Regions from separate parts of the Homo sapiens genome. Here region 2 is linked to region 1. Evidence: read pairs that join two places in POLR2A ChIA-PET (ENCODE). Cell type or tissue: PC-9. All regions are shown on one strand. Each heading gives the region's core, and the rest is flanking DNA. Links, peaks and the distances in the headings are about the cores only.

The links. Peaks named below come from ENCODE experiments on the same cell type or tissue, not always from the same donor. Only the 100,000 strongest peaks of a DNase experiment are listed, where the experiment ranks them.
Region 2: POLR2A ChIA-PET joins it to region 1 with 15 read pairs; 1 of 35 experiments calls an interaction of 5 or more read pairs at or near these places.

The regions. Positions count from the first base shown.
Region 1 is chr1:8,727,567-8,738,386 of GRCh38, forward strand. The region is part of intron 1 of RERE (arginine-glutamic acid dipeptide repeats); the gene reads right to left. Among named protein-coding and RNA genes, the nearest start is that of RERE, 85 kb to the right of the region's middle. RefSeq lists an enhancer at 2,846-3,345 and a silencer at 4,328-4,497. In PC-9, for the core only: no CTCF peak of the experiment used is centred there; a DNase peak (open chromatin) is centred at 6,135.
Region 2 is chr1:6,795,011-6,805,830 of GRCh38, forward strand. The region is part of intron 1 of CAMTA1 (calmodulin binding transcription activator 1); the gene reads left to right. Among named protein-coding and RNA genes, the nearest start is that of CAMTA1, 15 kb to the left of the region's middle. In PC-9, for the core only: no CTCF peak of the experiment used is centred there; a DNase peak (open chromatin) is centred at 5,931; H3K4me3 peaks cover 613 bases; H3K27ac peaks cover 1,478 bases.

The DNA.
Region 1 (10,820 bases), core at 3,127-8,126:
TACTGCAACCTCTGCCTCCCGGGTTCAAGCGATTCTCCTGCCTCCGCCTCCCAAGTAACTGGGACTACAGGCACGCGCCACCACGTCCAGCTGATTTTTGTATTTTTGGTAGAGACGGTGTTTCACCATGTTGGCCAGGATGGTCTTGATCTCTTAACCTCGTGATCCGCCAGCCTCGGCCTCTCAAAGTGCTGGGATTACAGGTGTGAGCCACTGAGCCCGGCCAATTACCCACTATTCTTAAAGGTCAGCAGTACTTCCCCAAAGGACAGGAATGCACCCCAAACAGAATCTTCTAATTTGCTTATTTAAAAAAAGTTTTAAATAGCTCAAACTGCAAAGACTTCTAAAACAAAGACCACTTGTAGCATATATTAATTAATCCATGTAGCCCAGAGTTTTGTCTAGCAAAACCCAAGTTCACACATTTGACCACATGCACACGAACCTCAGCCAACGCAGCCAACGCTCCCCAGAGGCTACTTCTGCAGCTAAGCATCTGTCCTTTCAGCTCCTGGCAGTTCCTGCCTTTTCTCTTGCCAGGCAACCAGAGCTCTAAAGGGATCTTAATGCACTAATGAGAAGCCATGACAACCAAGACCTGCGGTAGCTGCAAAGCACAAACACCAGTATCCACTTTTACTGAGCACGCATGCAATAAGCAATGTGCTAAGGAATCCAAGTAAATTAAAATCATTCCTCTAACCTAATAACTCCATAGGCACCTATAACACACCATAACTTGAAACTTTCTATCATTCTTTATATTTAAGAACTTATTAAAAGGCAGGCTTTACCATGCACCACTGGTAGTATAGCTTGCCTCAGCTGTTATAGTAACTATAGAAGTAGGGTTATTTTCTTGTTTGTTTCAATCTAGAGTCATAAGAGACCATCAAAAAAAAAAAAACCCTATTGAAACCATGTTTAGAGCGAAAAAGTCTATATTCTTTTTAGGGGATTAGTAGTCACCATTAAAAGGTATGATATTTCAATTACCCACAGTTATTTGAGATCAGCAGTATTTCCTCAAAGGACAGCACCTAAAACGGAATTTTCTCTAGGCACCTGTGGTATACCATAACACCAAAAAGCATCCCTCAAAAAAGAAACTAAAACTAAGATGCTATGCTCCATACCCAGATATCTGTTATTACTTCTGAAAACAATCTAAGTAATCTTGGGGATCCCATCCAGTAGATAAAAACGATGGCATCCTTTGGGGCATAAAGTGAAGGTAAGATTTCCACAGGCTCTGAAACAGCAGCTAGCAACTAGGGCCAAGAGACTGCACCTGTTTTTGAAAATAAACTTTTATAGCCAGGCGCAGTGGCTCATGCCTGTAATCCCAGCACTTTGGGAGGCCGAGGCAGGTGATCATCCGAGGTCGGGAGTTCAAGACCAGCCTGACCAACATGGAGAAACCCTGTCTCTACTAAAAATACAAAATTAGCTGGGCATGGTGGCGCAAGCCTGTAATCCTAGCTACTCAGGAGGCTGAGGCAGAGAATCGTTTGAACCCGGGAGGTGGAAGCTGCGGTGAGCTGAGATCGTGCCACACCATTGCACTCCAGCCTGGGCAACAAGAGTGAGACTCCATCTCAATCAATCAATCAATCAATCAAGTTTTATTAGAAGTCAGCTACACCGATTTTTTTTTTTTTTTTTTTTTATTGAGATGGAGTCTCGCTCTGTTGCCCAGGCTGGAGTGCAGTGGCACAATCTCAGCTCACCACAACCTCTGCCTCCCTGGTTTCAAGTGATTCTCCTGCCTCAGCCTCCCAAGTAGCTGGGACTACAGGCACGTGCCACCATGCCTGGCTAATTTTTGTATTTTTAGTAGAGACGGGGTTTCACCACGTTGGCCAGGCTGGTTTCGAACTCTTGACCTTGTGATCCACCCGCCTCGGCCTCCCAAAGTGCTGGGGTTACAGGCATGAGCCACTGCACCTGGCCTTATTTTTTTATGTGTATTTTCTATGGTTGTTTGTCTTCCCACTACAATGGCAGAGTTCCATACTTGAAACAGAGACCATACAACCTGAAAAGACTAAATATTTACTATATCTGGCCCTTTACAGAAAAAGACTGCCAACAGCAAACATCTCCAGCCTTCTCCAGATCACAACTTAAGAGGAATGTCATGTGCATGAGGCTAAGGAGTGTGGGCTGGCTTGAGATGGAAAAGGGGATTATGACTGCTATCCACCCTATACTACATATTAAGAAAATGAAATTATGGGAACTCATGGGAAGAAAGAATGACAGATGCAGCTGATTCCTCCCATATGATGGTTCACATCAGGCTTTTCCAAAGACTGAATGAAGAGCTCTAAGGTTTTCTTTCAGGTATTTAAAAAATCTTATGTAAGGGATGGCAGGGGAAAATAAAATTTTCTATATAACATACTATTTCACTCACATCAATGTTACACTGAAGCTCACACCTGAGATAGGCTGATATTTCTTTCAAAGAGAAGATTTCAAGTAAGCTTCCAAATAGCTATGATAATGTGTATGAATAGAACCAGATCCCAGAATGAACTTGAGGTAAATACCAAGGACTGAAATCAGTGAACCATCAAAACAAATATACTTGTCAAACATACAATACACAAGATGAAATATAATGAATCCCTTTGAAGGTCACTATATGTAGATACAAAAATACAGCTTGAAGATGATCTAGTCAAGAGACCCAGGTTCTAGTCCGGGTTTTGACTCTCCCTGTAACTTAGAAAAGTAATTTCCCCCATTTGTTTTTGGGGTTTTTTTTGTTTTTGTTTTTGTTTTTGAGACAGAGTCTCGCTCTGTTGCCCAGGCTGGAGTGCAGTGGCGCGATCTCGGCTCACCGCGAGCTCCGCCTCCCGGGTTCACCCCATTCTCCTACCTCAGCCTCCCAAGTAGCTGGGATTACAGGCATGCGTCCCCACACCCAGCTAATTTTTGTATTTTTAGTAGAGACAGGGTTTCACCATGTTGGTCAGGCTGGTCTTGAACTCCTGACCTCAGGTGATCCACCTGCCTCAGCCTCCCAAAGTGTTGGGATTACAGGCATGAGCCACTACGCCCAGTCTGGTTTTGTTTTTTGAGACAGAGTCTTGTTCTGTCACCCAGGCTGGTGTACAGTGGTGCAATCACAGCTCACTGCACCATCTACCTCCCAGGCTCCCAAAGGGCTAAGATTACAGGTGTGAGCCACAGTGACCAGCCAGTTTCCCCTTTGTACTTTATCTGTGAACTGAAGGACTAACGCTGCATGAGTGGTTCTCAACCATTCACATGCCTCAGAATCACCTGGAGGGATTTGTTAAAGCAAGGGGTGTTGGGTGCCAGGCTTCATTTTCAGTTCAGAAGTCATCATTCCCATCCTCACAGCAAGAAAACAGCTAAACAAACTGAAATCAATGGCCTTTCTTAGATCCATTAGAGAACTGGGGTCACAGAGCAAACAGCTACCACAAAATTTGAAGGAAAAAAATCACAAGAAAATACAGAGAATCACAGAAAAGATCAGATTACCAGAAGCAAAAGCTACATGAACCAGTAAGCAATACAGTAATCAATACCTGAACGGTAATTTTGACGAACTGCAGAAGACTGAGTGTGGACTAGCTTGAGAGTTAAAACTTCTGGAGGTCCAGACTTAAGAGGGACCTATATAGCTTTTACCTCCAGGAGCCTGAACAGGTTCTTACAAGAACATCAAAGAAAAAAATCCCCTCGTATTTTAGGCAGGGAGAGGGGAAAGTAACCATTTTGCAATTGCTCAGAGCATTCTCCATAACAAAGGCCCACCTGCTAAGAAAAACTACTTCGCAGGAGCTTTGTAGACCTGGGGAAAGGACAATTACTCAACTCCCTCTTGCCTTCTCACAGAAGGGGTGAGGGGAGGAAAGCTAATAAACTCTTCGGAAGATCACAGCCTAAAGACTTACGCCCACTAAAAAACTGAGATTTAATATTAGATTACAGAATGCACTCCTTCCCCAACACCTTTCCACCACATCAACAGAGCTCCAGTATAAAAAAAAAAATGCATTACAACTGACAGAGCTTCAAGACAGACTCTATTTAAGAAGGAGTTCTTAGGGAAACCCAAAGAAACCAGGGGTGGAAAAAAACAAGAAAACTACAGGAAACGGAAGCATCTAACCCACAGCAAACATGAAGCACAGTATGGCATTTTCTGAAAAAGCTAAACATAATGTTTTTTTGTTTGTTTGTTTGTTTGTTTGTTTTGTTTTGTTTTTTTGAGAAGAGTCTTGCGCTGTCACCCAGGCTGGAGTGCAATGGCACGATCTCGACTCACTGCAAGCTCTGCCTCCTGGTTTCATGCCATTCTCCTGCCTCAGCCTCCCCAGCAGCTGGGACTACAGGCACACACTGCCACGCCCGGCTAATTTTTTTGTATTTTTAGTAGAGACGGGGTTTCACTGTGTTAGCCAGGATGGTCTCGATCTCCTGACCTCGTGATCTGCCCACCTCAGCCTCCCAAAGTGCTGGGATTATAGGCATGAGCCACCACGCCCAGCCTGAAAAAGCTAAACATAATCTTACCATACAATCCCACAATCGTGCCCCTAAGCATTTGTCCAACTGACTTAAAAACTTATGTCCATACAAAAATCTGCACAAATTTTAGAGTAGTTTTATTCATAATCAGAGACAGAAGGCAACCAAGGTGTCCTTCAACCGTACTTCATGAATAGATATGCGAACTGTGGTGTTCACTGAGCAATAAAAAGAAATGAGCTCTAAAGAACAAGAAAGAGGAACATTAAACACATATTGTTAAGTGAAAGAAGCCAATCTGAAAGTATACACACTATATGATTCCAACCATAGAACTTTCTTTAAAAGGAACTTCAACTTTCTTTAAAAGACAAAACTATAGAGATAGTAAAAGGACCAGTGGTTGCCAGGGGCTGGGCAAAGAAGGGAGAGATGATTACATGGAGCACAGAAGTTTTAATGGTGGTGAAACTATTCTGCAGGATACTGTAACTGTGGATAAGCACATGACATTTACGTTTCTGTCAAACCCCACAGAATGTACAACACAAAGAGTGAATCTTAAACTGTAGACTTCAGTTAATAATATATTAATACTGCTTCATCAGTTGTAACAGATAAGCCACACTCATGCAAGATGTTAATAATAGGGGGAACTCTGTGTGTGTGTCTGTATATGTGTGTGTGTGGGAACTACTTATACTATCTGCCCAATTTTCAATTTTTCTTTTTTTTTTTTTTTTTTTTTTTTTTTGGTTTAGATGGAGTCTTGCTCTGTCACCCAGGCTGGAGTGCAGTGGCGCTATCTCAGCTCACTGCAAGCTCCGCCTCCCGGGTTCACGCCATTCTCCTGCCTCAGCCTCCCGAGTAGCTGGGACTACAGGCGCCCGCCACTACGCCCGGCTAATTTTTTGTATTTTTAGTAGAGACGGGGTTTCACCGTGTTAGCCAGGATGGTCTCAATCTCCTGACCTCGTGATCCGCCCACCTCTGCCTCCCAAAGTGCTGGGATTACAGGCGTGAGCCACCACGCCCAGCCCGATTTTTCTATAAATCTAAAAGTGTTCTAAAGTATAAAGTTTATTTAAAAAAAAAGAGAGAGAGAGAGAGTGAGTGTTGGGAGTCACTCCTCGATCCTAATTCAGTAAGTCTTGGGACAGGCCCAATAATTTACATTTTAACCAAATTCACAAGTGCTGCTGCTGGTTCAAGAGCCACATCTTGAAACCACTGGGCTACGGCTCCTTTTAGTTCTAAATTTTATTATTCTATTCACTAACATTTTCATGAGAACTGTGGTAACCAGCCCACAAAATGGCCCCCAGTGAGCTCTGCCTCCTGGTATTCAAACTCTTGACAATAATGTCTTCCAAGGCTACGTCATAAAAGACATTGCAGCTTTCACCTTGCTCTTATATGAATCCTTTCTTCTGGAAAGCCAGGTGCAGTATCATGAAGAAACTCAGGCAGCCCTATGAAGAGGTTCCATGTGCAAGGAACTGAAGCTTCTGCCAACAGCCAGCAAGAACTCTGCCAACCTTGTGAATGCACTATGTTGCAATTGGATCCTCCAGGCCCTATCAAGCCTTCAGTTGACTGCAACCTGAGAAGGGACCTCAAGCCACTCCTAAATTCCTGACCCACAAAAGGTGTGTGGGATAACAAATGCTGAATGTTGTTTTAAGCAGCAGTTTGGAGGTATTTTGTTACATATATCATATAGGAGCTTAATCTAAAATATGTATGTGGCTGGGCACGGTGGCTCACGCCTATAATCCCAGCACTGAGGCAGGCTGGATCACCTGAGGTCAGGAGTTCCAAACCAGCCTGGCCAACAGGGTGAAACCCCATCTCTACTAAAAGACACAAAAATTAGCCATGCATGGTGGTGGGTGCCTGTAATCCCAGCTACTCTACTCGGGAGGCTGATGCAGGAGAATTGCTTGAACCCAGAGGTGGAGGTTGCAGTCAGCCGAAATCGTGCCACTGCACTCCAGTCTAGGCAAAAAGGTGAGACTCCGTCTCAAAAATTAAAATAAAATAAAATAAAATGCATATAATATAACTGTTATTGTTGACCCTTCTTGCCTTTACTTTGATACAGCTGGAGAAGTCCTGAAAATGTGTCCAAATTCATTACAAGGTGAAGATCAATTTAAAGAACTCCTCCACATTTCTCAAAGTATTATATTAATAATGAATTATATCATTTCTTCAGGACATAAAGGATTTGGGGTGGGAGGAGAAGGGAAAGGAAGGAAGTGGAAACGAGATTTTCATCATCTTCCCTAAGCCATTGCTGGTCATCCTAGAGTAGAAATCTGAGAGTTTCACTTTATTGCTTAAAATCCTTTAATATTATAGTTTCCCAAAGCTTATGGAAGTGAATCCAGACACTGCTCATTGTCTGCACTACATCTACCAAGCAGGCTCATGAGGCAGCACAAGGGGTGCACACAAACATGGGCTGACTTTGCAAGACCTTGGATAAGTTACTTAATCTCCCTGCCTCGGTCTGCTCAACAGTAAAATGAAGGTAATTATACTACCAATATAGTTACTATAGGGAATTAATACATTAAAACATAAAAAACACTTAAAAGAGGACGTTGCCTAAGTGCTCAATAAATGTCAGCTATCATCATCATCTGCCATTGCATCTCTCATAACCCAGACTATTTCAAGCCATTATGAACTACTGGAATTTTCAAACTCACCAACACTGTTTTATGCTTTTGCACCTTAGAAAAGGGACTTTCTCTGTCTGGAATGGCCTTCCTTCACTTCTCTCTCAATTATCCTTCTCAACTTCCTTATATAGCCTTCTCTGATTTCCCTTTTACTTACCGCATCCCTCATAGACACACCTACAGAGAATATTTAAATTATTTATTATTTGCCTCTCCCACAAAATTGTATGCTTGATAATAATACTTGATACTTATTGTGTCAAGTACTGTGTGCCAGCCACTGTTTTATATTAAGCACTTTACTTAGACTATCTAACTTAAACTTCTTAATAACTCATAATTATCCTAGTTTTATTGACAGTAAAATCTATAACATATATAAATAAAGAATAAGAATTCAAACCTTAGCTGTTTGGCTGCAATTTGTTACAATCTAAAATCTAAGGACTAGGAGGTGGAGATTTCTGACATGCTGAAAATATCAAGGAAGCAATTAAACCTTCCAGCAGTTAGCATAAGTGCACACAGTTTAAAAATTTATAATATATATGCATGGTACTGTAGGTGGGCTACCCCACACCCCCAGTCATATCAGCTTCTTGCTTATACTTTCTGGAGATATTTCATGCATATACAGCATGCACACACATATATGTACATCTCTTTGTTACACAAATAGTAGTATACTTCATATAGCCTTCTGAGCCCATTTTTACTTCCTGTATCTTTGAGATTGTTCCGTGTCAGTCCATACAAAGTGCCTCATTCTTTTTCACTGCTGCAGAGAATTCCACCATATTCCATAATAATATGGTTTGGACTTGTGTCCCCACCCAAATCTCATGTCAAATTGTAATCCCCAGTGTTGGAGGTGGGGCCCGGTGGGAGGTGATTGGATCACGGGGCGGTTTCTCATGAATGGTTTAGCACCATCCCCTCGGTGCGAAGTTCCCATGAGATCTGGTCGTTTAAATTGTATAGCACCTTCCGCCTCTCTTCCTCCTACTCCAGCCATGTGAAGATGCCTGCTCCAGCTCTGCCTTCCACCGTGAGTAAAAGCTCCCTGAGGCCTCCCCAGCCTTGCTTCCTGTACAGCCTGCAGTACTGTGAGCTAACTAAACCTCTTTCCTTTATAAATTGCCCAGTCTTCAGTATTTATAGCAATGCAAGAACAGACTATTATATTTACCATATTCAACCACTCTCCTATATTGTTTGTAGCCTTTTGTTGTAATATAAAATCCTAAAGCAAAATCCTTATACACAAAGAAATGGATAGAGGATGATTCTACAGTAAATATGGTAAATGTATACGCTATAGCAAATATAGTAAAATGCAACTGTAGAATCTAAACGGTGAGTGCAGGGGTGCTCTCACTATCATAATTCCTGCAATTGTTCTGCATTTAAACCATCAGTTTGTTTGTTTGTTTGTTTGTTTGTTTGTTTTTTGGAGACAGAGTCTTGCTCTGTTGCCCAGGCTGGAGTGCAGTGGCACAATCTTGGCTCACTGCAAGGTCCGCCTCCTGGGTTCATGCCATTCTCCTGCCTCAGCCTCTTGAGTAGCTGGGACTACAGGCGCCCGCCACCACGCCTGGCTAATTTTTTGTATTTTTTAGTAGAGACGGGGTTTCACCGTCTTAACCAGGATGGTCTCAATCTCCTGACCTCGTGATCCACCCACCTCGGCCTCCCAAAGTGCTTGGATTACAGGTGTGAGCCACCGCGCCCGGCCTATACTTGTTCTTAAAGTGAGCATCATGTTTTTCTTTCAACTTCTCAATAAATTGCTAATATGAAATATTTTATCAACTTCAAAACAATCCCCAAATTTCAAAAATATAATAATCTTGGAATGTTTGTTACCCTTGGCTTATATCATAGAAGAACAGAGGAGGCAATTATCAGAAGAGTCACATTTCAACTTCCATCATTTTACCCAAGGGACAGTCAAGTAAAGTAAAACTGCCCTAAGTGTCTTATTTTCTTGGGTCTCTCAACACTCTTTTAGGCAAACACTTGGTCTTCACCAAGAACAAAGAGTTATAGGTGTCTGTTACCTCTAGGAGAAGCAAGGGGGAAAAAAAAAAAAAAAAAAAAAAAACTAAAACCTTTGGAGAGTCATTGTTTGACATCTTCCTTCTCAGCTTCCTTCTTATATAATTCCCAGGAGTCCTAGCCAATAAAGAATGGTTTAACTCTTCTTTCTGAAAAAAACAAATGATTATCTTTCTTTAGAAAATGTATTCCTCTTTCCTCTGAAGACTCAGAAGCAGACCTTTCAGGAGAATTTCTGGATTAGAGTGTGCCATTTCAGCCAAGGGACTTCCTCTACCAGGGTCCAAAGATAACACATTCTAATGAATGCTTGCTGGACTGTTTCCTTTTTTTTTCTGACAATTTGAAGGTCTTCAATGAAAGCATGCCAGTATTACCACAGACTTATCTTAGGGCAGTGCTTTGGTAAACCAAATTCAGAAGCTTTAGAAAAGACTAGAAACTAATAAGTCAGCTATACATCCACTTAGAGTTTGCCAGACAGAGAAAAAGGAAAATAACATTCCAGTCACAAAGAATAAATCACAGAGGGCTTTAAGGCTTAATTGCCACGTTTTCCCTCCAAAAGAATCAAAAGTTTATCACACTTGTTTCCTAAATCTCCAAAAATGTGAGTTATTGAGAGAAGAGTCATACAATTTTTAGGAATTTCCATTTCTTCCGTTGTCGAACCTTTGAAAAACAATTGCAAGTTGAAGAGAACTCACATGACCCAGAAACTGTTCTGAGCTCTATCAATGTTCAGGAAGCAGAATTTTTTTTTTTTTTAACTTTTTAAACTCTTTTTGTAGAGACAGGATTTCCCTATGTTGCCTAGGCTGGTCTCCAACTCCTGGGCTCAAGTGATCCTCCTGCCTTGGCCTCCCAAAGTGCTAAGATAACAGGTGTGAGCCACCACACGTGGCTGGAAAAAAATGTTTTCATCCAGAGAGTAAAACTCAATGAAGTGGCACAGCACGCAGTACATTTCAACTTTCCCCTCTTAAAGATTTCAGCCTACACACTCCAATTTCACACTCAATGAAAGCTTAAGCAAAATGTTAGCATAAATCAAAGTTTTAAATCATTTTAGATTGTTAACTAGCAAATGTCCTGCAGAAATTTTAAAACTCACTAAATAAATTATAAATCTAGTTATGAGAACAAAGCACACTGTGGAATATAAGGATGCAGAATAAACAGCTATTCAGAAAGTGTGTCCAATTTTTGTCCCACCCCTAAGTCAAGAGGCAAACCATGACCCCGCTGTGGGACTGGGCTGTCAAGCACTCTCCCTCCTCTGCTAACGCTGTTGCCTCTGTTCAGAAGACCTTCCCTGCCCTCTCTTCACGGGGCAAACCTACACCTCTCCTCCAAGATCCAGCTGAGCCTTTACCTCCTCTGTGGCCCCTGATCAGAATCCCCAAGGCAGAAGTTTTTGGAGCTTTATTCGTGCCTTTCTTTTGTTGTTGTTCTTTTTTTTTATTTTTTTGAGATGGAGTCTCGCTCTGTCACTCAGGCTGGAGTGCAGTGGTGTGAACTTGGCTCACTGCAACCTCTGCCTCCCTGGTTCAAGTG
Region 2 (10,820 bases), core at 2,840-7,839, 1.9 Mb before region 1:
GCCTGTGCTGGGTCATTTTCAGTGGAGGACTGCCTAGCTGTATTATGCACTCATTTTTGAAAGTTATGCCGTGTGGTGGGAGAAAGATTTAAAGTTGGGGGGCGGCTGTGTCCTACTTATTTAGAGACACAACTAGTCATCACCTGTAACAAATGTGACTTCTTTTAAAACTTATTTTATCTTACTTTTTTTTAGAGACAGGGTCTCGCTCTGTTGCCCAGACTAGAGTGCAGTAGTGCAATCCATAGCTCACTGAAGCCTTGGCCTCCTGTGCTGAAATGATCCTCCTGCCTCAGCCCCCTGAGTGACTGGGACTACAGGTGTGTGTCACCATGGCTGCTTAGGTTTTTTTTTTCTCTTTTTCGTAGAGGTGGGGTCTTGCTGTATTGCCCAGGCTGGTCTTGAACTCCTGGTCTCAAGCAGTCCGTCTGCCTCAGCCTCCCGAAGTGCTGGGATTTACAAGTGTGAGCTACCATGCCCTGCCTAAAAAATATTATTTCTAACAATAACACAAAATAATTATGTGGTTTAGAAGTTATGATAGTTTGTGCCATATACATTGTATATTTTTCATTTTTGGTTTGTGGAAAAGGTTGTTAATTGAGCTTTTCTCTTTTTTTCTCCATTCCCTCATTCTGAGCAAGGAATGACTTTTTCTTTTATTTCCTTTACGAAATGACTTTGGTGTTTTAACATTCCAGAAGATACACTGTTTTTTATATGCTACTCTAAACTCTGCTGGGAACTGAACTATGACGTCAGCATTTTCATTCATGAATCTGATTCTTCTAAATTTTTTTCCTGTTTTGTATTCCTGAGCTGACTTCTGGCACATGCACAAATCAGTTTACCATTAGTCAGCCCATAAATCACTGATAAAAGGTAAAACAAAAGATAAGATACTGGAGTTATTTTGATAGTGCTATAGTTCTCATGCTGATTTGCATCAGTACAGTTTGGATAAGGTTTCTGGCTAAACAGATTGAAACCTAAAAAGTCAATTTAATTATCTCATGATTTTGTGACTTGAACTGTGTTGTGAACATATTGACACAATATTTTTGTTCTTACAGGAAGTTGAGAGTGCTATGCTATGGCTCCTTTGTTATAAAATAGCATTTCTTTTTTTTTTTTTTTTTTTTTTTTTTGGAGACGGTCTCACTGTGTCACTCAGTCTGGAGTGCAGTGGCATGATCTCTCTCGGCTTACTGCAGCCTCGACTTCTTGGGCTCAGGTGATCCCTCAGCCTCACAAGTAGCTGGGACTACAGGCACGCGCCACCATGCCTGGCTAATTTTTGTATTTTTTGCGGAGATGGAGTTTCGCCGTGTTGCCCAGGCTGGTCTCCAACTTGTGAATGCAAGTGATCCACCCACTTTGGCCTCCCAGAGTGCTGGGATTACAGGCGTGAGCCACTGAGCTGGCCTAAAGTAGCATTTCTTGTATAATTTGACTAAGTTGGAAGATTATATAATGCTTTATTTCAGAGAGGTTAGGCCTAGAGATTAAATGATGTTTTATTCAAATTACCTTTGTAATGGATTTAGATTTTTTTTTGGAGCATTTTCTTGCCTTTGACATATTTTAAATAACTTCATTGTTTGATACTTTTATTTTAAGATATTATTATTGTGGTGGAACTAGCCTAGTATTCCTTGTATTGGACTTAGGGTGCATCTACCCTGGATTGTGCACTCGTGTAGCTGTTGACTCCGGTTTCTCCTCTAGGGAGGTCACTGCTTGCAGTTCAGTACTACGTTAGAACAGTTCTTGAAGAAATCTTATTTGGAGTTTTCTTCTGCAGGCCAAATTTCAGGCTAAGCCTCCGGCCCATAGTATCTTTCAAGCCTGCTGTAGCTGATGAATGGTGAGCCGTAAAAAAGTTTATTTTCTCTACTTTCGTGGGGGATTTGCTGACTTTCTGGATACTCAATTGCCAAGAAACATTTAGAAATAAAACGTGTTATATTTAGGAATCATCATTTTAGCTAAATAATAATGCATGATTAGAATTGATGATTCAAGCTGCAACCACTTTGATTGATACCCAGTCTTACTCTTGAGATCACTTTTTTTTCTGAGACAGTCTTGCTTTGTCACCCAGACTGGAGTGTAGTGGCGTGATCTTGTGTCACTGCAGCCTCCACTTCTCGGGCCTAAGCAGTCCTCCTGCCTCAGTCCCCCAAGTGACTGAGGCTATAGGTGCGTGCCACCATGCCAGGCTAATTTTTGTAGAGACGGGGTTTTGCCCTGTTGTCCAGGCTGGTCTCATACTACAGGGCTCAAGTGATCCTCCTGCATCGGCCTCCCAAAGTGCTGGGATGACAAGCATGAACCACCACGTTCGGCTGAGATGACTTTTTATTTTTTATTTACTGGGTTTTTTTTTTTTTGAGATGGAATCTAGCTCTGTCACCCAGGCTGGAGTGCAGTGGCATGATCTTGGCTCACCGCAACCTCTGCCTCCTGTGTTCAAGCAATTCTCCCACCTCAGCCTCCTGAGTAGCTGGGATTACATGCATGCACCACCACGCCTAGCTAATTTTTGTTTTTTTTAGCAGAGACGGGGTTTTACCATGTTGGCCAGGCTGGTCTCAAACTCCCGACCTCAGCTGATCTGCCTGCCTCTGCCTCCCAAAGTGCTGGGATTACAGACGTGAGCCACCGCGCCTGTCTTGAGATGACTTTTTAAATGCCATAACAACTCACAGATCCTGTGTCCTCCCATTCTTAAATGAAACTAGAGCTTTGTGTTCCTTTAGGTTAAACTAAATTATCTAATAGGTAACAGAAGAGTGGTCTGTTAGCTGGCTTTCTCCTTTCAGTAGATTTGCTAAGAGAAAGGAAATAAAAGCAAGTAGACTGTGAATAAACATTGAAGATGACTTAAATGACATTGTTTTCCCTAATAATGAAATAATTTATATATTATTTAAATATAATTTCTATAAAAGAATCTATTTGCAAGTGATAATGAAGAAAGGAATTTTTTTTTTTTTTTTTGAGACAAAGTCTTGCTCTTGTCCCCCAGGCTGCAGTGCGATGGCGCGATCTTGGTTCATTGCAACCTCCGCCGCCTTGGTTCAAGCGATTCTCCTGCCTCGCCCCCCAAGTAGCTAGGATTACAGGTGCTGAACACCACGCTGGGCTAATTTTTGTATTTTTAGTTGAGACACCATGTTGGCCAGGCTGGTCTTGAACTCCTGACCTCAGGTGATTCACCCACCTCGGCCTCCCAAAGTGCTGGGATTACAGGTGTGAGCTACCGCACCCAGCCTAAAAAAGGAATATTTAATGGTAGAGGGCTCTGTAAAAACCCCCTAATTTTCAAAGCCATGTGCCACTGTAGAATTTATGAAAAGTTATGGGCTATTATTATTAGGTTTCAAAAAGTCTGGAATACTGGCGGTAGCATCAGAATTATTTATTTATTTATCTTTTGAGACAGAGTCTATCTCTGTCGCCCAGGCTAGAGTGCAGTGATGCAAGCTCCACTTCTCGAGTTCACGCCATTCTCCTGCCTCAGCCTCTTGGGTAGCTGGGACCACAGGCGCCCACCACCACACCTGGCTAATTTTTTTTTTTTTTTTTTTTTTTGAGACGGAGTCTCGCTCTGTCGCCCAGGCCGGACTGCGGACTGCAGTGGCGCAATCTCGGCTCACTGCAAGCTCCGCTTCCCGGGTTCACGCCATTCTCCTGCCTCAGCCTCCCGAGTAGCTGGGACTACAGGCGCCCGCCACCGCGCCCGGCTAATTTTTTGTATTTTTAGTAGAGACGGGGTTTCACCTTGTTAGCCAGGATGGTCTCTATCTCCTGACCTCATGATCCGTCCGCCTCTGCCTCCCAAAGTGCTCGGATTACAGACGTTAGCCTCCACCTCCACGCCTGGCTAAAGCGTTATCATTTTTATCTAACCCTGAACCAATCAGTGATTGGTTAGTTCTCTAGCTGTGAAGGCTTTGCACTTCCTAGACAGCTTGTAGAACAAGCCCACTTGGATTCCCAGCTCAAACTCTTTCCTTTTTACTATTTATTTATTATTTATTTATTCGTTACTTATTATTAATTAAAAAAATTTTTTAGAGACAAGAGTCTTGATCTGTCACCCAGGCTAGAGTGCCATCACAGCTCACTGCAACCTTGAACTCTTGGGTTCAAGTGATCCTCCTGCCTCAGCCTCCTGAGTAGTGAGGACTACGGGCGTGTGCCACCACACCCGGCTAATTCTTTTTTAATTTTATGGAGAAAGGGTCTTGCTATGTTGCGCAGGCTTGTCTTGTACTCCTGGCCTCAAGCAGTCATCCTGTCTCAGCCTCCCAAAGTGCCAGGCTTACAGGCATGAGCCGCTGTGCCTGGCTTGTACTCTTTCACTAGCTGGGAATGCTGGTGAGCAGGACTCAAGGATCCCAGCAGAGCTGCATCCTGTGCTGTCTTTGCTGCCACTTAGGTGGACCAGGAGCTAGAAGCCTTTCTCTCCATGGCCTCCATACCTTCTTTTACCAGATGGTATTTCTGCATTTATCACTCTTGATTCCAGCACAGCTTTTCCTCATCTTGCTTTTCTCAGACCTCAGCTCTTATGTAATGAGATAGTTGGTAGTCATTTTGAGGGGATTCATGTGTTGGGTAAAGGGTTTTCCTAGCGATGACCTCGAAAGTTCCTTCCCATTAATAATAATTACTATTAATAATTAATAGCAATAACTAATGATAAAACAGAACAGTTGCAGCAATATACTGTAATAAAAGTTGTGTGAATGTGGTCTCTCTCTCTCTCTGATTATCTTATTGTACCATACTCACCTATTTTTGGACCTTAGTTGACCGCTTGTAACTGAAACCATGGATAAGAGGGGGACTATTGTGTAAGGAAATGAAGTCGGAGATATGGAATTTCATTTCAGGGCTTGCTTTCCTGATATTCAGCTATTCTGTATAACTGTATCTTTTCCTTTTGAGGTCCTTGCTCCAGGACAAGAATAATATGTTGACTCAAGCTGTATGGGGGGATTTGAACTACAGACACTCAGATATCTCCTTTCTGAGGTACATAGAGGGCTTAATTTTTTAGGTCTGTCTGTTTAATATACTATATTTACTTTAAAAAACGTAGGCCGGGTGCTGTGGCTCGGTGCCTATAATCTAAGCACTTTGGGAGGCCGAGACGGGAGGATTGCTTTAGCCCTGGAGTTCGAGACCAGCCTGGGCAACATAGTGAGACCTTGTCTCTACTAAAAATAGAAAAAATTAGCCAGATGTGTTGGTGTGCGCCTGTGATCCCAGGTACCTGGGAGGCTGAGGTTGGAGGATTACTTGAGCCCTTGAGGTCAAGGCTGCAGTGAGCTACGATCACGCCACTGCACTCCAGTCTGGATGACAGAGTGAGATCCTGTCTCAAAACAAACAAAATGTAAAAAAATTTAAATTTATTAAAAAAGATGTACAACACCAAAATGTTCATAGTTATTCTGTATGACAGATCTGAGGTCTTTGTTCAGACATAGATGAGGGTTCATAGTTTTGGAAAATAGACTTAAATAATATATGATTACAGATGAAAAATATTTGCTAACCTCAGACTTTTTATGTTTAAGGTAGTATTTATATTCATTTAGTTGTACTTTCTGGAGTTGATTAATATAACTGTTATTAAAATCTATCGATTCCCAGTAATTCAGTAAATGAAGACTCTTCCTATTTAGAAACTCGTGTGGATTGGGGAGTTGCTGTGGGCCCACTGTCATTGATCATATCACATCTTCACTTGAACCTGCTCCCTGGGCCTCCTATAGGCCTCGCGTTTGGAGAGGCCGTGAACATAATTTATTTTTGGAAGTTTCTTTCATTTTTAAAGATACTGAGAGGCAAGTTGAAGTTCCTGGTGTTCGTGTAAACATTCCCTGCCTTATCCTTTCCATCTCAGCCATTATGAAATGTTCTGGCTGAATCATTTGCTTTCACAAAGCTTTGATGAAAGTTTCTTCCTCATTTGGTTTTCTTGATAGAGGCTGTTGTGCTAAAAAGAAAGCTATAACAAGTTAGAAGGGTGGAGAGTGGGCACTTAACATTTTTGAAGTACTTGTCTTTCTTCCTAGGGGTCCTCCAGAAATTGATCATAGATAACTTGACCAAATTCAAGGCCCAGAGATTTCTTCCAGGCATTCTGGGAGGGAAGGAACATCAGGCTTTCTGTACTGAATCTAATTATTCTAAATATTTCCCACTGCAGCTTGTATGAGTGTTTTCTGATGCAAATATGGTGATAGTGGCGACCTCTCTAACTGGGCTAAATATCCTTGACAGCTTTTTATCTGTCCTCTCCAAGTATTTTTAGTCTCTTTAGCTTCTGTGGCCATGTCTGGAGGAACTGAGGATGGATTTAGCTGCTCTGGTGCTGCTCCAAGTTGTTGTGGGTGCTCTTTGCTACCTTCGTCACTGTCCTGCCACAGTCCTGCCACTGATGAGGCTCCTGGCCCTTGTCATTTGATGAGGGAACATAAACACTTGTTTAATAAAAATAAAAAAGTCATGATTTTCAGAATGCTTTGAAAATAAGCTATGGCTAATGGTGATACACAATAGGAATGTCCCTAATTTCACTAAATTGTATGCTCAAAAAGGGTTAAAGTGGTAAATTTTATGTTATGCATATTTTGCCACAATTAAAAAAATAAAAACTTCAAATGGATTTGAAGCTTAATGAGAAAACTAGTTATAATGTCCTAACAGTAAATATATGGCCAATATTTTCATGACCCCAAGGTGGGAGGCTGTGCCTTAAATAAACTGTCAGAATCACACATTAAAAAAAAAAAAAAGTGATGGTAATCAGGCCCTGAGGTTCATTTATACAGAAAGTGATTTTTAGGTGAGATTTTAATATTTGCAATATTTATATTTGTAAAGAGGATTGGCTAGCTCATTCAGAAAAGTCTGAGGTTCTTAATAAACACTAGGAAACAGATGGTTTGGGGTTGATGTCAGGGAAGGTAAGCAGGCCGTGCTTTAGATTAGAGCACTTTTGATTGCAAGTCCCATGAGCCACACAGTTTAGGCCAAGTGAAAGCAGTTTTAGTCTAAGAAGAGCAGAAGCAATCGTAGCCTCTCGGGACAGAAACTGAAGTGCAGCTGGGCAGTGGGAACTGGATCTGGAGAGTCTGGAGTACATGTCTTCTCTGGAGCTGGGCTTTTTCCATTCACATGTAGCTTCCTTGCTTGAGTTACATGTAGTGGCCTTAGTCATGGCTCCTGCATGTCCTGACTCTAGTTCCAGTACTCATCATCATCTGACTCCCATTTCTATGGCTCAGTACAAAAATATTCAAGACTGGGTATTGGACTGACTCCTCTCAGCCATTTGCTTTGTTTCCATAGGCCAGGTGATCATCTCACTCTGGTCGACTATGAAAGAAGGTTGGTTAGATCCAGCAGCCTGCTGATCATTTAGAGGGTCTTAGAGTGAGAGGAGATTGTGTGAGAAGCTGGTTATCATAGCAGGGGGTCCTGGCACCTCAAACTCTGTCCCCATCAAACAGTGTAAAAGAAAAGATATTGACTCCTAAAGGAGTGTCTTATGTTCAGATGCTATAGAGTTTTGCAGAGAAAGTGTTCAGTGTAGCTACAGATAGAAGGCCAAGTGTCCTTGGTCAGCCAGCCTGGGTGTGTGTGGAGTAAGTTAGTGGTAGGTGTAGTAACTGTCTCAAAGCTTTTTCTTTGTCTCTCTCTCTCTCTTTTTTTTTTTTGAGACAAGGTCTTATTCTGTCGCCCAGGCTGGAGTGCAGTAGCACAATTTCAGCTCACTGAAGCCTCGACAGCCTGGGCTCAAGTGATCCTCCCACCTCAGCCCCCCAAGCTGAGGACTTAGCTGGAAAACACAGGCATATGCCACAACGCCCGGCTGATTTTTATGTTTTTAGTAGAGACAGGGGTTTCATTATGTTGCCTAGGCTGGTCTTGAACTCTTGGCCAGCTCAAGCAATCCACCTGCCTCAGTCTCTCAAAGGGCTGGGATTACAGGCGTGAGCCACCGTGCCCGGCCCCAGAACTTTTTCTTTGAATAGTGGAGAAGCAGAACACCTTGGAATGCTATGGTCTGTGCGGTCTTTGCCCTGTGGGTGTTCTCAGGTGGAATCAGGCAGTTTGGGTGATGTCAGTATCATTTGAGGTCTTCCACAGTTCAGCTATTTGGGTGGGCTTCCCCACTTTTCCCCTTGTTTTGGGTCGGTAAACATAAAAGGATGGAGATGTGTATCCTTAGTAAGAATGGGAGACGTTGCCTTCAGAATGGGTAGAAAGCAGAAAACAAGCGGGGAAGAAAACAGAAAACAGCCTCTCTTTAAGTGTATGTGGCTGCCTGTGTGCACAGTCCTTCACCTTTTCCTTAGTATATCCCTCCTGCCTCTGATCTCTTGTTGTTCTTGATTTTTCATGGTAGAAGGAGGAAACAAAATTATAGAAGACAGGTGGAATACTGTGAAAGAATAGTAGTTTGGAGATAACTATGTAAAGGGCTACTAGCCTGCGCACCGTTGAATTCTCTGAATTTACAGCTGTTTAGTCATTGATGTTTCATAGTGTTGACCTTGAGTAAATTCAGAAAAGCAATACTGAGTATGTTCTGCTAAACAAAAGAGGAAAGTGTATGTTTTTAAAGAAACAACCTTCACAGTGGTTTCAGTAGTTACAGGGATTTGGTTCTTTTTTAAATTATTTTATTTCTTTTTAAAGATGGTCTCACTCTGTCATCCAGGCTGGAGTGCAGAGGTGTGATCGTAGCTCACTGGCACCTTGAATTCCTGGACTCAAGTGATCCTCCTGCCTCAGACTCCCAAGTGGTTAGGAGTACAGGCATGTATCACCATGCCTAGCTGATTAAAATTTTTTTTTTTTTGGCCAGGCATGGTGGCTCACGCCTGTAATCCCAGCACTTTGGGAGGCTGAGGCGGGTGGATCTCCTGAGGTCAGGAGTTCCAGACCAGCTTGGCCAACATGGGTGAAACCCCTTCTCTACTAAAAAAAATACAAAAAGCTGGGCATGGTGGCGGGTGCCAGTAATCCTAGCTACTTGGGAGGCTGAGGCAGGAGAATCAGTTGAACCCGGGAGGCAGAGGTTGCAGTGTGTCGAGATTGTGCCATCGCACTCCAGCCTGGGAAACGAGCGAAACTCTTTTTTTTTTTTTTTTTTTTTGGTAAAGACAGGGTCTCAATATGTTGCCCAGGCTGATCTTAAACTCCTGGCCTCAAGTGATCCTCCAGCCTTGGCCTCCCGAAGTGCTGGGATTGCAGGTATAAGCCACTGTGCCCAGCCTGATTTGTTTTTTAATAATAGCTTAAGATGTAATTCATATATTATAAAATTAACCCTTTTAAAATATATAATTGAGTGGGTTTTCTTTTGTATATTTACATGTTTCGTGCAACTGTCCCCACTCTCTAATTCCACATTTTCATCACTCCAAAAAGAAAATCTGTACCCATTAGCAGCCACTCCCTGTTGCCTCCTCCTCCCGGCCCTAGTCAATTACTAATCTGCTTTATTTCTTTATGCATATTTATGCCTAGTGTGAACATTTCATATAAATAGAATCATGTAGTGTTTGTCCTTTTGTGACTTGACTGGCTTATTTCCCTTAGCATAATGTTTTCAAGGTTTTTATCTATGTTGTATGTAGCATGTACTGTTACTTCATCCCTTTTTTAAAATTAAAAAATTTTAAATTTAATATAATAGAGATGGGGGTCTCGCCATGTTGCCAGGCTGGTCTTGAACTCCTGGGCTCAAGTGATCCTTCTGCCTCGGACTCCCAAGTGCTGGGATTACAGGTGTAAACCACTACACCTGGCCACTTCACTCCTTTTATTTTTGAATAATCCTCTGTTGTGTGGATATATACCACATTTTGTTTATCCATTCACCAGTTAATAGACATTTGAGTTATTCCACTTTTTGGCTATTAAGAAAAATGCTGCTGTGAACATTTGTGTACAAGCTTTTATATGGACATATGTTTTCATTTCTGTTGGAAAGATACCTAGGAGTGGAATTGTGGTGTCGTAGTTAACTCTGTTTAACTTTTTGAGGAACTGTTTTCCAAACTTTTCCAAAGTGGTTAGATCATATTACATTCCCACCAGCAAGTATGAGAGTTGTAATTTCTCCACATTCTTGCAAACACTTGTTATTGTCCATCTTTTTGATTATAGCCATTGTTGTAGATGGGAAGTGGTATATTATTGTGGTTTTGATTTGCATTTCCCTAGTGACTAATGATGTTGAGCATCTGTTCATGAGCTTATTAGCCATTTGTATGTCTGCTTTGACAAATGTCTATTCAAATCCTCTTCCATTTTTGAATTGAGTCAATTGAATTTTTGCTGTTCAGTTGTAGGAATTCTTTATATGTGTTCTAGATATCAGTCCCTTATCAGATATGTGATTTCAAATGTATGATTGACATGTGATATGTGATTTTTCTCTGATTCTGTGTGGGTTGTCTTTTCGCTTTTGTTTTTTGAGAGAGGGTCTCATTCTGTCACCCAGGCAGGAGTGTAGTGATGCAGTCATGTCTCCCTGCAGTCTTGCCTGCCTGGGCTTAAGCGGTCCTCCCACCTTAGTCTCCTGAGCAGCTGGGACTTCAGGGGGGCACCACTGGTCTGGCTAATTTAGAAATTTTTTAATAGAAACGGAGTCTCTATATTATATTATGCCCAGGCTGGTCTTGAACTCCTGGGCTCAAGTGATCCTCCTGCCTTGGCCTCCCAAAATGCTGGGATTACAAGTATGAGCTGCTGTGCTGGCCTTTACTTTCTTGATAGTGTCC